Regions from separate parts of the Homo sapiens genome. Here region 1 is linked to region 2. The links are chromatin loops, found by intact Hi-C in ENCODE. Cell type or tissue: ascending aorta. All regions are shown on one strand.

What was found. Hi-C counts contacts between places; a loop is a spot of excess contacts. Peaks named below come from ENCODE experiments on the same cell type or tissue, not always from the same donor. Only the 100,000 strongest peaks of a DNase experiment are listed, where the experiment ranks them.
Region 1: it touches region 2 in a loop (2.1-fold over the local background); 1 of 110 quality-filtered maps calls a loop at or near these places.

Annotation. Positions count from the first base shown.
Region 1 is chr15:69,556,065-69,558,564 of GRCh38, forward strand. No RefSeq gene overlaps it. Among named protein-coding and RNA genes, the nearest start is that of DRAIC, 4.4 kb to the right of the region's middle. RefSeq lists enhancers at 1,996-2,499, 2,500. In ascending aorta, no CTCF peak of the experiment used is centred here; a DNase peak (open chromatin) is centred at 1,477; H3K27ac peaks cover 1,694 bases.
Region 2 is chr15:69,794,068-69,796,567 of GRCh38, forward strand. No RefSeq gene overlaps it. Among named protein-coding and RNA genes, the nearest start is that of LINC00593, 40 kb to the right of the region's middle. RefSeq lists an enhancer at 228-730. In ascending aorta, no CTCF peak of the experiment used is centred here; DNase peaks (open chromatin) are centred at 144 and 1,174; H3K4me3 peaks cover 1,318 bases; H3K27ac peaks cover 2,386 bases.

The sequences.
Region 1 (2,500 bases), 240 kb before region 2:
TGAAAAAATGTTTAATTATGAGTCTACTAAGCAAATGACATTATACCAGCTCCAACTCAACTCCTACAGTTATTTATAAATTAGATGAAATGCGAGATGTGGGTGCATGTTAAGATGTTAGTTATGATGTAAGGGTGGTGCCTCCAGATGTGAAAATGGATGCAGAGGAGGATGTGCGTTTTGGGGGTCCCAAAGCTCACACAATTTTAGGACCTTTCTTTAAGAAAATGGATGCAGCACTTGAACCCGGGAGGTGGAGGTAGCAGTGAGCTGAAATTGTGCCACTGCACTCCAGTCTGAGCGACAGAGTGAGACTCCCTCTCAAAAAAGAAAAGGAAAGAAAAGAAAATGGATACAGCAATATCTTACTTCTGCAAATTTTAGCCAAGCATATGACCAGGTGAACACTCAGTATGGGTACTTCCAGAGCTCTGCAATGACCAGTGCAGGTCATTGCACTGCATTCAGAGAGGTTCTGAAGTCCAAGATTCCTCAGCCTGATGGTAAATACTCCCCAGGGTGGATGGGTTGTTACATCAATTATAGTAGAATGAGCTTGGAAAGTGCTGTCACCCCAGGCTTGGAGAGTCACACAATTCCTGTTAACTCTTTAAATGTTCTGAGAAAGTCCTCCAGTTCAGAAAGTTAACTTTATTTGACCCAGAGTTTTCAAAACTTGGTTTTTTTTCTTTTTCTTTTTCTTTCTTTTTTTTTTTTTTTTTTTGCTATAGAGACCCTCTCTGGGTGAACATTTTTGAACATCTCAGAAAGGGCTGGGAAAGGTTGACTTAGTCCCTTCTGCCTTCCGCTGCCCCCGCAATGCTCTTTCATTTTATGAAGAAGGAAACAGCAAGGACTCTGACTTCTCTGTTATCTCAGAAAAGAGCTGAAATTATCCCTCAACCTCAACCTCAGGTTGCAGACACGGCAGGTCAGAGAGGAGTTTTTCTGCAGAGGGTGGTCAGGGAGGAGAGGGGTTAGCTTAGAGGACAGGGCCAGACCTACTCATAAGGTATTTCTAATGTAGCGAAACACTTCCTCCAGAAAAAAAAAAAAAAAAAAAATTCCACACCTTTCTCTTGTTCAGAATTTTAAAAGAATGGGGCATTTTGCTTCAGATGGGGGCAAAAGTGGCTTGATGTGTGGATTCCTGTGTCTCACTTTCTCTTGCTTTCTTCTTTAAGAGTTTAGCCCAAGCCTGGAAACATCATTTTCAGGTCCCTGTGCAAAATGGAAATGCTGGGGCTCCCTGTTCTAGAATTATTCAGAATTTCAAGAGAGCATTCAACCAAGTTGGGGGTGGTGCCCTTTGGAGCTCAGGCCCTGAATAACTAGCCTCATAGGTTGCGTGCCCATGAAGCCAGTCCTAGTTAGTGCATATTCGTGTTTACTTATTTCAAAGTTCAAAGTTCTGAAGATATTTAGAGTCTGTATGTAAGGCCCAGTGGCGTAAGAGCTTTTAACATAATGAGCCAGATCTGGGCACCAGCGTGGAGATGCATTTTTACAGGGTGAATCATTAATTGGGCATTCTAAGAGTCACTCAGCCTTTTCAATGATTCATCAGCCATGCTGATGCTGTTGTGTAGTTCATATTATTGTTGTAATTAGCTGATGCTTGTCAAATGTAAACCTGGCTCTAACCTGGGTGTTTTCAAAAACAGCACTAGTTACTGTGTATTCAGGTAGAGGGGGTCAGCATACTGTAACTCTCTGTTTTCCTGACTTGTAATAATTAACCCCTTCTCTCAGGGGACGCACTCTCATTGTCTTTCCTGTAAACAGTTGGTAATTGTGAGTGGAGCTGTGGAGTGAGAAAGTGGGTACTGCTTTTCCTGTTTCAAGGGCCTGCATGTTCAGAAGCAGCAGTGTGGCATGGGAGATGTTATAGCAGCAGAGTCAGGGGCCAGTTCTTTCACTGCCTGATAACTTGGGCTTTCCAAGGGAAAGGGAGGGAGGTGGTCACTGCGGGTGAGACAAAGAAAGTGCTTGGTAAGGGATTTCTGGGATCCTTGAGCCCAGAGTGGATTAGATGGGATTAGAGACCCACTCTGAGCTGTTTCTACCTGCATCTTAATCCACTCCAGAGCTGAGGCTTCCTGATCCCTCTAACCAGGTGCATGTTCACTGGGCTTCCAGCTTCCAAGCCTTCTACCTGTGGAATGCTTGGTCCAATGTCTGGGGCACCCACTCTTACTCCAAACTCCTCCAGATCTGCAGAGTGGCCCAGCATATTCTCTTCTTGAAAGGAGGTCTTTGCCTAACAGAAGTAAGTCTGTAACCCTAGGCTGATTGGAGAAAGGGGTGTGGTGTTTATGTGACCTGTTTTCTTGCCTCCAGGGCAGGTCAAGGAATCCTTCCTTGACCCTTAAAAACAGCAGTGGTTTTAACAAGTTTTCTCCTTTTTGCTTTTAACTTTTTCTTGGTTCATAGTCTGCATGCTACTGTCTCATGGAGCCAGGAGCAGAGCAGGAGAGGGGGAAAGCTGGGGTCTGATGGA
Region 2 (2,500 bases):
TGGCAAGGGGAATGGCACGTGGGAAGGGCTTGGCAGAGGGCAGGGGTGTCTGCCGCCTTTCCCAGCCTCCAGCAGGGTCTCGGAATGTTCTGGCCCACTTTGGAGTCTTAAAAGGACATGTTGGGATAAAAAAAACACTTACAGAGATTTTTGGAATGTGGGCCACAGAGAGAACATAATAGAAGGCCAAGGCTAAGGTCCTCCAAGGAGAATCACACGAGACCTGAGGGGGCCTGGGGCCGGGTGCGTGAGGACACATTCTCATGGGATGCCATCTCATAATGAGTGCCAACAGGACAGCTGGCCCCAAAGTGGCATTCCCCAGAAATGACTGCACTGCACTGGGTTTTGTCTCTGTGGCCTGTGACAGACCACTACCCTGTGCCTCAGTTTTCTTGTCTGTAAAAAGGGACAATTGGACTTCATCAGAGGCCACACATTAGTCTCAGGTGCTTTCTTTTTAAATTTGAATTCTTTCTATATTTAAAATGGGAATGTTTTACATTATCATTGTATTTTCTGGCTGTTCTTAAAAAAAAAAAACAAAAACGAATGTCCAGAAATCCTGCGCCTGCTCAGCAATCATCTGTGTGGCAGTCATCCCCCAAGTCCTGGCTTTCCTTTCCCTTGATGTGACCTTGTGTTCCCCTTGGGCATTCAGGCTTGTCCCCAACCCTTGCCCTGGCCACACACTTCCTGGGGTTCCTTCCAGCGTGGGCATCTGTGGTTAGGAGTGGACAGTGGGACGGGAGCTCACTGGGACAAGCAGTGCCTAAGGGCCCGGGCCCTAGGTGCTTAGCACGGCGCCTTCACTACCCACTGAGTGACCCTGGGGAGCCACCTCCCCCGTGCTTTCATTTTCCTCATCTATTAAAAGAGGGAGGTGGTTGAAACCATCAATAAGATCCTTTCAAGCTCTCACTTTTGATTCAGGCAAAAATGCCATTTGCCTGAATGAAATGGAACTGTGATTTCAATGCTGTGGAATGTGGCCGTCCCAGCCCTTGAAAACTTCATGACAGAGAGTGAGAGAGAGAGGAAGGAAAAGAAGGAAAGGGGACCCTAGCTAGTAGTGAGGTCTGAGCAAGTATGTGGCTCAGGCCGACCTGCTGAGACTGCTGGTGGGGTTGAAAGAAGCAACCCAGTCTCCTGGAATTCCTTCCAGGTCAAGGTCTTGGAATGCCTCCAACCCCACCCTTTCCAGAAGCCCAGGGCTCTAGGTTAAAGCTGAGGGTGTACAAATCAAACATTCACAGGGGTGGAGGCACAGCCAAATTTTTGGTGTACTCCGTGCCAATGGAGACTTCCTAATAAGTAGCCAGACTGAGGGAGAGTGTTTGGTCATCACGTGAGCAGGAGGGGCCTGCCCTGGGTGTCAGGAGACTCTGCGGTCACTCCAGCTCTTTCCTAATTGCTATTATTTTATTTATTTGGACTTCAATATTATTGACACCTCAATATTATAAAATAAATATTATTTTATTTATTTGGACCTTATTTATTTCTCATTTGTCAAACGAGCTTGAAGCAAACAAGTAATCGAGTCAACCTGTTCTATCTGACTCCTAAGAGGAAAAACAGGAGAGAACAGAAGCCAAATTCTTGGAAAGAAATGAATGTCCCACCAGGTGGCTTGTGGCGTTTCTTGGGAGAGTCCTCTCTGTGGTTTCTGTATCACATTTTCTCCGGGACAGTCTCACTGGCTCAGTACCATTGGGGGCCTGCCTGGTTCAGCCCCAGCAGACAGAGGGCTCCTTACTAAGCCTTCCAATCAGAGGGGCGCCCGCAAGCAGACAGAGACCTGAAGAAATACACACCACTCAGGGACTCAGCACAACCCACACACTGCTAGCTCTGTGGTCTCCTTAACCTGTACAGCATCCTCCCTGCCTCGGGTACTGAAGAAGGTGGGCAAGATGTCCCCTAGCTGCTGGGGAGGACCCCCAGAATCTTGACAGGCCTTGGGAATAGAGCCCTCTTCTGCAGGCAGTCCTTGGGAAGCTGGACACAGTGAGCTACAGAAGAAGTTTAAAGATCTGTTAGAGGCACAGATGTATCTAAATTCACAGGCAGTACTGTGAAGAGGCCTAGAAGGATGCTGGATTTAGGGGCCTGGCTTTGAAGTCCTGTCCTGATGACAGGGTACTGGTGGCCCATGATTTCATTTTCCTGAAGCCCCAGTTTCTGTACCTGTGTAATGGGGAAACACGCCTGCTGGCCCCCGCACAGCATCGTTGTGAGAAGAGATGGAAGAAGGTAGCTTTCAGGCTGGTTGGATAACTGCTGCCAATGGGAGCATGGAGTTGAGCAGCTGAACTTTTTTTTTTTTTTTTTTCAGACGGTGCCTGTCAGTCTCATTCTTGTTGCCCAGGCTGGAGTGCAATGGTGCAATATCGGCTCACCACAACCTCCGCCTCCCAGGTTTAAGCGATTCTCCTGCCTCAGCCTCCCGAGTAGCTAGGATTACAGGCATGTGCCACCACGCCCAGCTAATTTTTTT